3 separate regions of the Homo sapiens genome follow, and regions 2 and 3 are each linked to region 1. A link is a contact called in ENCODE Hi-C or POLR2A ChIA-PET data. All regions are on one chromosome and are shown on one strand. Each heading gives the region's core, a stretch centred on a gene start or an enhancer-like site at or near the end of the contact. The rest is flanking DNA. Distances are from core to core; before and after follow the strand shown.

What was found. Hi-C counts contacts between places; a loop is a spot of excess contacts on that map. ChIA-PET counts read pairs that join two places held with the same protein, here RNA polymerase II (POLR2A). Pooled maps may share reads with other maps.
Region 2: a loop to region 1 is called in a pooled map, with 4 times the contacts of the local background. The contact joins the promoter of RAD9A here to the promoter of GLTC1 in region 1. A Hi-C loop is called at or near these places in 5 of 50 pooled maps. POLR2A ChIA-PET finds 5 or more read pairs at or near these places in 2 of 52 experiments (H1 and activated B cell).
Region 3: a pooled map shows a loop between it and region 1 (4-fold over the local background). The contact joins the promoter of ANKRD13D here to the promoter of GLTC1 in region 1. A Hi-C loop is called at or near these places in 1 of 37 single-sample maps with no recorded cell type and 6 of 50 pooled maps. POLR2A ChIA-PET finds 5 or more read pairs at or near these places in 1 of 52 experiments (BJ).

The regions. Positions count from the first base shown.
Region 1 is chr11:68,029,184-68,032,029 of GRCh38, reverse strand. GLTC1 (glycolysis associated regulator of LDHA post-transcriptional modification 1) reads left to right here and starts at 1,596. Exons shown (of 4, transcript NR_197583.1): 1 at 1,596-1,737; 2 at 2,610-2,746. ALDH3B1 (aldehyde dehydrogenase 3 family member B1) reads right to left here. Exons shown (of 10, transcript NM_000694.4): 10 at 2,754-2,846. It overlaps NDUFS8 (NADH:ubiquinone oxidoreductase core subunit S8), which reads right to left and starts at 1,349. Exons shown (of 7, transcript NM_002496.4): 1 at 1,297-1,349. RefSeq lists enhancers at 1,143-1,322, 1,314-1,608.
Region 2 is chr11:67,390,281-67,393,236 of GRCh38, reverse strand. It overlaps RAD9A (RAD9 checkpoint clamp component A), which reads right to left and starts at 1,251. Exons shown (of 11, transcript NM_004584.3): 1 at 1,159-1,251; 2 at 1,006-1,076; 3 at 455-583. The coding sequence starts at 1,192. It overlaps LOC100130987 (a long non-coding RNA gene), which reads right to left. Exons shown (of 4, transcript NR_024469.1): 4 at 1,550-1,839. RefSeq lists enhancers at 630-1,134, 1,169-2,084 and a silencer at 1,035-1,404.
Region 3 is chr11:67,287,911-67,291,088 of GRCh38, reverse strand. It overlaps ANKRD13D (ankyrin repeat domain 13D), which reads right to left and starts at 1,786. Exons shown (of 15, transcript NM_207354.3): 1 at 1,539-1,786; 2 at 876-1,011; 3 at 643-767. The coding sequence starts at 1,628. RefSeq lists enhancers at 1-511, 512-1,436, 2,671-2,880 and silencers at 1,431-2,200, 2,381-2,450.

The sequences.
Region 1 (2,846 bases), core at 347-2,846:
ATTGCTGTCAGAGGCACAGATGGCTTTCCTGTTCCCAGCGCCTCCCAGCTTTCCATCTGATTCAGCTTGGCTGAGCTACAATTCAGTTTCTGTGGACCCCAAGTTCTGCCTCACCTAAGAAACCTTTTAAATCCATCCTTCCTTTCTCCCTCCCAGAGATCCTGTTTCCCACCTTTCTGCTCCTCCCTTCATCCTCCCCAAATCTAACCAAAAACAACATTACCAGCCCCCGCCAGCATGCACTGAGAGCGAACTTTGTTAGCTCTCCTCCCCCAGGAACCGTGCCCAGGGGTGGAAAGCGCTGCCATCCTATCCTTACAAGGACTCCACGAGGGAGGCACAAATAAGGCGCTGGGACTCAGTTTGTTGAGTGACTCGCTAGGGCTGGGTGTGGTGGCTCACGCCTGTAATCCCAGCACTTTGGGAGGCTGAGGCAGGTGGATCACCTGAGGTCAGGAGTTTGAGACCAGCCTGGCTAACATGGTGGAACCCCGTCCCTACCAAAAAATACAGAAATTAGCCAGGTGTGGTGGTGGGCACTTATAATCCCAGCTACTCGGGAGGTTGAGGTAGGAGAATCGCTTGAACCCAGGAGGCAGAAGTTGCAGTGAGCCCAGACTGCACCACTGCCCTCCAACCTGGGCGACAGAGTGAGACCTTGTCTCAAAAAAAAGATAAAAAAGTGACTTGTCGGAAGTCACACGATAAGGAGGTGGGCCGAGGATCGGAACCCAGCCCTGCCCTGCTGGAAACTCTTCAAGGCCTGAACAGTCCTCGGTACCACATTCCTTTCCCCAGCTTCAAGGCCCTCCTGGAACTGTCCCCCAGCCTGCCGCGTGACCTTGGGCAGATGATGTGACCTGACCTCCGTCTTCTCACCTATGAAGTGGGTTGGGGGCGGTTGGTCTTGGGAATTAGGGGAGCCCGTACATGCCAAGGGCACCCCAGAGCCCGGCACTTAGCCGGCGCTCATAAGAGCTCATCCCACGACCTGTGAACCCCCTAACAGGCCCACTCCTTTGGATCACTGACTGCAGTTCCAGGGACCCAACCCAGCACCTTCCCCACCTTCCCAGTGATCTCCGACCCTAACTAGGCCGGTGGCGCAGAGCGGGCGGCGCATGCGCCCTGAGAGCCGGCTCCCCGCTGCACCTGAAGGACACGGAGGCCGCGGATCCTGAGTGAGCCGAGGGGAAGCCCAGGCGCAGAGCTGGCGGCGCCAACGGGGACACCACACTCGCCCCCGACGCCACGCTGCCCAAGCCCGACTTTCACGGCCAAAACGTGAACACCCACCTTGAAGCGCCGCCGCTACTTGCCTTGCCAAGCAGGCCAGTCAATCGGGAGGCGGAGGCTACACTGTAGGACGCTGCCATTGGGCCAGCGGGTTCCCCCTTTTCTGTATTGATGCTTCATGGTGTGGTCTGATTGGCCAGCAAGGCTGCTGAAAGAGGCGGGATTCAGAAATATCTTTCTTTTGATTGGCTAGGAGAGACCGGCGCTTGAAGTTTGTAGGGGGCCGCCATGTTGGTTTGGGGAGGCCAATAAGTGAAGACCTCCGAGCCGCTGGAGGCGGGACATCCGGGGCGTGGTTTAGAAAGAGTGCTTTCGCCGTGGGTGCAGAGGGTGGGCCCGCCGGGTTGGGTGGGGGGCGTGTGATGACGGTAATGGCGACGAGATGCTCAACTCACGCGGCCTCTTTTAATCCTCACAGCAGCTCTGCGTGGAGAAACTACAGTAACGTGTTACCACGTTAAGGCGGGAAGCTGAGGCATGGGAGTATTTAGTAACGTTCCCGGGCCGTAGAGCTGCGGTGTGCGGCCGCCTGATCCACCTGATCTGTATGACTCCCGTACTCAACCAGCCTATGTTTCCTACCAGCGAATTTTTTTTTTTTTTTTTTTTTTTTTCTTTTTTTGAGACAATCTGGCTCTGTGGCTCAGGCTGGAATGCAGTGGTGCGATCTCGGCTCACTGCAGCCTCGACCTCCCAGGCTCGGGTGATCCTCACTTCTCAGCCTCCCGAGCAGCTGGAACCACAGTCGCCTGCCACCACCAGGCTCGGCTAATTTTTGTATTTTTTGTAGAGACGGGGTCTCGCCATGTTGCCCAGGCTGGTCTGGAACTCCTGGACTCAGGCGATCCTCCTGCCTCGGCCTGCCAAAGTGCTGGGATTACAGGCGTGAGCCACCACGCCGGGCCTTTCCCCGGGAATGCTGTGGTAGAGGGACCCGCAGAGGCCCCGAGGCTGCCTGCATGTGTGTGTTGGGAGGATCTGCGCTGAGGGTAGGTAGGAGTTGGGCAGGCCAGGACAGGAAGGAGGCAGAGGGCATGTCCCATGCCCGTGCAGAGGGAGGACACGCATGGTAGACCAGGACGAGGACAAGGGCAGGCTCAGTGTGTGCAAAGGGGACAGTGGTTTGGGATTTGCATGCAGATGCCCGAGCCTCCAAAGGACCTGTGGGCCACAGGGAGACCCTGGGGGAGTTCAAGCTGAGGAGTGGAGAGGGCTTTGGGCTGGTCAGCAGGTGCTCAGAGGAGAGGGGCTGGCCCTAGAGAGAAGGGAGGTCTTGGGATGGTGGCCCACACCTGACCCTGGCCCTTCATCAGGTGATTCCTGCGTGGATGCCTGCGGGGATTCCTGCGTGGATTGGGGAAGTCCTGCAGCATTACAGAATTGTTACCCAACGCCAGGGCCTTGGTCCAGAGTCCTGTTGCTAGATGCACAGAAAGCAAATCACTGAGATGTAAGTATTGCCAGGGAAGAAGGCTTTATTCAGGTGACATCAGCCAGAGAGACAGGAGACGAAACTCAGGTCCACCCCTGTCCCTCTTCCCGACTAAAGT
Region 2 (2,956 bases), core at 2-2,501, 640 kb after region 1:
GCGATCTCAGCTCACTGCAACCTCCACCTCCCGGATTCAAGCAATTCTCCTGCCTCAGCCTCCCGAGTAGCTGGGATTACAGGCGCGTGCCACCACGCCCAGCTAATTTTTGTATTTTTAGTAGAGACGGGGTTTCGCCATGTTGGCCAGGCTGGTCTCGAACTCCTGACCTCGTGATCCGCCTGCCTCGGCCTCCCAAAGTGCTGGGATTACAGGCGTGAGCCACCGCGCCCGGCCAAAAGACGTGCTTACCTTTCTTGACGAACTTGAGCGTCACCACCCTCTCAGGTCCCCGCTGTGATGCTTTTACCATGGCCCTCCCTGTGTTTTGCATGGATTGGGCTTGCACGTGTCTCTCTCCCCACTTAGCATCTACTGAGTACCCCAGGGCAGAGGCACAGCTGGTGGAGATTCCTGGGGTGGAGTAGTGCCACTGCTGAGGGAAGGGCCTCACCTTCATCAGGATCTTACAGCGCAGCAGGTCCTGACCAGGGGTGGCTGCCTGGTATTGCTGGAAGAAGAGCGGGGCAAAGAGAAAGCAGGCATAGGCAGAGCGGGAGGAGTTCACCGTCCGGAGGGAGAGCTGGGCCACGAAGAGCAGGGAGAGGGACGTGGTCAGGGGGCAGCCACAGACCCAGCCCTCTGGCTGCTTCTGCTCACACACTTGCCCTATCGTCCTCCCGCTCCGCCACCACCTGCTGAAAAACCCTCCTTTCCCCATGGAAGCCTTCAGAGTCGGCCCCGGCGCTGCTGCCGCAGAGGAGGGGTCGCACACCCAGGCCTTCCCCGAGTTTCTCTAAGTGCACGTCACCCCCTGGGAGCTCGCAGGACAGCTTTCCTCAATTCACACACCGGCCTGGGAAGATGACAGCCGCCAGACTAAGAAACTGAAACTTTGCCGACAAATCTGCCAGCGGTCATCCCGCCTAGTGGGGGCGAGACTCTAGTCCGGGTTACCCGCTCCCGGCTGGAGTCCCACCCGCCCCCCACACCCTAGCCCCTCACCCCGTCCTCCAAGGGTTCCAGGTAGAGCTCGTCCCCGATGCGGGACAGGGAGTGGACGGCCTTGCCGAGCACTGCGGGGAGAAGAGCGGAAGGGGGTTAGGCTGGCGGCTCCGCGGCTGCTGCACCGCCGCTGCCAGGCCGACCTGCACTCACCCTTCACGTTGCCGCCCGTGACCAGGCACTTCATGCTGCCCCAGCGCTCCGCCAGCGGCCAACACTGCCCAGCTCTCCGCGACCTCCGGGTCCGGGGTCCCTTCCCGCGCACCGCCCCTGCCGGCCCCGCCCCCGCCTCCCCATTGGTCCACGTGCAGGCGCCTCCGTCACGTGAGAAAAACGCTCACAGGCTCTGCCGTCACGTGACGGCGCACGTTGTCCGGGGTGTCACGTGACCGGGGAGGCCCGCGGCGCCCGCCAGCCAGCTGCTCCTGGCTCCCCCGGCACGCCTCGGCCTTCCGTGCCCCTGGAGATCGGGGCGTTCCGCGGGCCGCGCACCGGATTGCGAAGGTCAGAGAGGACGCAGCTGTGGGGCGCGAGGTCCCTGTGCAGTGGACCGAGTGCTGGACTCGGAGTCGGAGTGTGGGGGCGAGCTCTCTGGGGTCACCCACTTAGTAGAGTTCCCGGGCGTCTGCCGGGGGATACAGGGTGCAAGCAAGACCATCGCACCCACTCTGGGCCTGAGACTCGGACTCCAGCAGCAATCCCCAACTCTAGAAAGAAGTCAAAGCAGCTTGCTTGCAGCAGCCGGGAGTGGGAGGTGGCTGCTCCTTCCGGCTTCGAGGATCCTTTAAGGAAAAACGGCAGTTTCTCCAGGCAGAAAGGGGTAGAACGGTGCCCCTGGCAGAGGGAAGAACAAGAGTAAATGCTCAGCGGTGTGGGCTCCGCCCCCTGGAGAGGGGAGTAGGTCTGTGAGTCTCAGAGAGGCGTAGGGGCCGCCAGATGATGAGGGGCACCGCTGGGACGCTCTGGAAACGTTTTACGAGGGTAGATCGTGGTTATGTGCCTTTTTTTGTTTGTTTGTTTTTTGAGACATATTCTTGCTCTGTCACCCAGGCTGGAGTGCAGTGGCGCGAACACGGCTCACTGCCGCCTGGAACTCCTGGGCTCAAGGGATCCTCCCATCTCAGTCTCCTGAGTATCTGGGACCACAGGCACACCCACCACGCCCGGCCCTTTTTTTTTTTTTTTTTTTTTGGGTAGAGACGGAGTCTTGCCATGTTGCCCAGGCCGGTCTCAACTGTGGGGTTCAAGCTGTCTTTCCGCCTTGGCCTCTCAAAGTGGAGTGAGCTACTGCACCGGCCTGTTTTTTGTTTTTTGTGTGTGTGTGTGGGGTTTTTTTGTTTGTTTGTTTTGAGATAGAGCCTCGCTCTGTCGCCCAGGCTGGAGTACAGTGGCACGATCACGCCTCCCAGGTTCAAGCGATTCTCCTGCTTCAGCCTCCCAAGTAGCTGGGATTACAGGCGCCTGCCACAACGCCTGGCTAATTTTTGTACTTTTAGTAGAGACGGGTTTCACCATGTTGGCCAGGCTGGTCTCGAACTCCTGACCTCAAGTGATCCGCCCGCCTCGGTCTCCCAAAGTGCTGGGATTACAGGCATGGGCCACCGCGCCCAGCCCCGGGTCTGTATTTTTAAAAGACCCCAGACTGGCCGGGTACGGTGGCTTACGCCTGTAATCCTACCACTTTGGGAGGCCGAGGCGGGCGGATCACGAGGTCAAGAGATCCAGACCATTCTGGCCAACATGGTGAAACCCCGTCTCTACTAAAAGTACAAAAAGTAGCCGGGCATGTTGTCACGCGCCTGTAGTCCCAGCTACTCTGGAGGCTGAGGCAGGAGAATTGCTTGAACCCGGAGGCGGAGGTTGCAGTGAGCCGAGATCGCGCCACTGCACTCTAGCCTGGCAACAGAGTGAGACTCCATCTCAAAAAAAAAAACCAGACTGTGTGCCAGGT
Region 3 (3,178 bases), core at 537-3,036, 740 kb after region 1:
ACAACGCCTGGCCCTTCATCAAGTCTTGACGCACTGCTATGGCTCAGCTACGCCCAACCACTCTGCCCTGGAGAGGGTGGGCCAAGTGGGGCACTACAGTGGTCTTCAGACAATGAGGCTGTAAGCACCTGGAGGTGGAGGGCCAGCCTCAACCTGGCCATGAGCCTGTGCAGAGCCCTGGGGGAGCCTTTGTTTCCACTGGGTCTCAGAGTCCTACTCTGTAAAGGGGGCACAGTGGCTCCCTCCGAGCCTGCTCCTGGGGTAGGGGGTATGAGATAGTATGCTCTGCCAGCCAGGCCCCTCCGTGTGCTTCCAGAAGGGTGCGTAGTAGCAAGTATTCCAGGGTTTCAGGCCATAATCCACCGAGTCAACCTGAAGTCCCTGCTCCAGGTAATCTGCATTCTTCAGGAGGCCCAAAGCTGGCAAGGCTTCTCTTCCAAAGGGTCCAGTCTCTCCCACGTGAGCCTGGCCGTCTCTCTTTCCTACGTGACCCTGGGCTGGGGTCAAGATAGACAGACCTCCTTGCTGGTGGCAGGAGGCACACTGCACAAACTGGGTGCCTTTCCAAGGCCAGGCCTGGCACAGTAACCAGGGTGGTGCCCTGCCATGGTACCCCACCTCCATAACTGTGCCCTGCTGTACCTGGCGAAGTTTGTTGAGCAGTTCCGGAATGCCCGCCAGCCTCTGCGTGGCCCTCTGGTAGTCCCGATACTGGAGCACCAGCTGCACCATCTCGGGGTCTCCAGTGCTGACTGCCTCCTGCAGGACTGCGGGCACCAGGCTGCTGAGGGGAGCCCTCCAGATGACCCCAGGCCTGGCTGCTCACTGCCCCCCGCCTGCCAGCCTCAGGGGGAGCCCCTTGTCCTCTGCAGTACCTGCCCAGCCCTGGCGGTTCTCTTTGCCCACGTTGGCATTGTGTCGAAGGAGCACTCTCACAGACTCCAGGTTTCCCAGAGACACGGCCAGCTCCAGTGGGGTCCGCCCGCGGGGGTCCTCCTGTTCAATGTCGTGCTGGGGGAGACGGGACACTCACAAAGGGCAGGAGAGAAGAGGGCAAGGCAGGGAGGCTGCCAGGGCGAGCAGGGTTGGGAATCGCTGTGGGAAATAAGGACGGCGGACTGACCAGGGAGATGGCAGAGGGTGGCCTGCGTGTCCTGGCAGGGGAGAGGAGGGGGCAGGAGGGAAGGCAGGGGCAGAGCCGGGGTCTGGCGGCGGGGCCTGGTCAGGCAGAGCTGCAGGTTGTCAGGAGTTTGGCGGAACCTGGGGACCAGGACCAGAGTTCTTGTTCTCAGCTTGGGTCAGCAAGGATGCGGAAGCGAGTTCGGGCGAGCAGGGCAAGGCCCAGCGCAGGGGAGAGGAGGCCAGAGGCTCAGGCGCGAGGGGCCGGTGACCTGGGCTTGGGATCGTGCAGGGGAGGAAGGCCCAGGATGTGGCTGCGGAGCTGAGCGGGCGGGGGGGGGGGGGGGGCTCCAGGACGGAGGCCACAGCCTTGGGTGGGGGACCCGGGGGAAGGGCCGGGTGCCCCAGCGGGGCCTCACCTGGTGGCTGTGCAGTGCGGCCTCCAGTTCGCGATGCCGGTTCGCCCAGACGAGCCGGTGCAGCGGGAAGGTGGGGCCCGGGCCGGCCATGCTGGGCCTCAGCGCCGCATCCCGGCCCCGCCTCGGCTTCGGGCCTGGCACGGCCCCCTAGCCTCCCCTCCGAGCCGCGCCCCAGCTGCGCCCCCCGCGGCCCCCGCAGCAGTAGCGGCGGCGGCGGCGGCGGCGGCAGCGCGGGCGGCAGGGAGGGCGGGGCGGGCGGCGGAGCGGGCGGGGCTGCGCCGGGCCGGGGCGGGGCTTCGCGCGCGCCCCCGTCCCCCCGCAACCATGGCAACCGCGGCCAGGCCAGCGCGCGGCAGAGCAACCGCGAGCGCCCGAGGAGATGCCCGGCCTTGGGTCTGCGCCCCGACCTCGGTCGGGCCCGGGTCCGCTGGGGCGGCCTGGAGGGCGGTGCCCGGTTACAGCTCCGCCCGCGGCCCGCAGGAGGCGCCCCGAGCCCTGCGCAGACCCCCGGAGCCGGGTCCGGAAGAGGAAGGCGGGGCCGGAGGGGGCGGGCACTGGGCCCCTCGGTAGTGCACGCGCGTGCGCGGCGGGCCGCGGTCCTGCTGCAGCCGTGATGCCTGCGTTTCCCCCGCGGATCCCCTTGCTCGCCCCGGTCTTCCTACCCCAGGTCCCGCGGTCACCGACTCTGCTGGGGTGTGCGGGTGAAGTGGGGCGCCCCGGCTCCCCTCACCCGGCCTGGAGACGAGCAACGAGCAGACGCCACTAAGTGCTTGCCGGCTGAGCGGGAAGCACCTTCCCCTGGGACCTGGCCGGTGTCTGCAGGCCCAGCGATGCGGGGAGGCGGCCCCCGGGGCCCTGAAGTCAGGGATAGGAGTTCGGGGAGAGAGGGGCGCAGGCCCAGGCAGCGGCAGAGCCGTCCCGGCGGAGGACCGCCCGCGGCGAACGGCTGCCTTCGCCCGCCGCACGAGTCCCTTTTGCAGAGGCTGCGGTTGGCTGCCAGCGTCAGGAGAGGAAGGCGAGTTTCGAAATCAGGGCCGGCCCCTCCACCCACACCGGAACTAGGGTGCAGGCCTCCGTCAGCTCAGTTCCGGCCCTTGATTACTGGAGGCCCAGCCTGGGGTCTGGGGCCCTGGTTTTGCTAGGTGGCCAAGGCTGACCCTCTATTCTCCCTTTCCCTACGTGGAACATGATTGAGGAGGGCCAGCTAGCTTGAGCATCACTTCCTGCTGTAGGGCGTCCTCAGTTCTGAGACTCTGGGCTGGAAGGCCTGATTGCCATTTTTACCCTGCCTTCTCCCTGTAGTCACATGGCGCCTGTGCCATCTGGGGTCACTTTGCCACCCCACGCTATGGTGTCAATCTGTGAGGTCCTGGGGTTGGTAGCAGCCCGAAGGCTTCTGAATGCCCAGAGCTCACCTGCTCACCACTACTGCAGCCCTCCCTGGCCACCCCTTTTCTCAGAGGCGGTCCCTTCCCTGAGCCCTCTCCAAACTCAACCCCGACAGGACTTTCTTGGTTCCAGCCTCTCCTGATTTCTGCCATCTTGAACACAGCTCCCCACTGGCACTTAATTCCATGACAGTGCCTTCTCAACCCTCTTCCACGGCCTCCTCTCTCTCCCTGACCCCCACATCCCTGGGA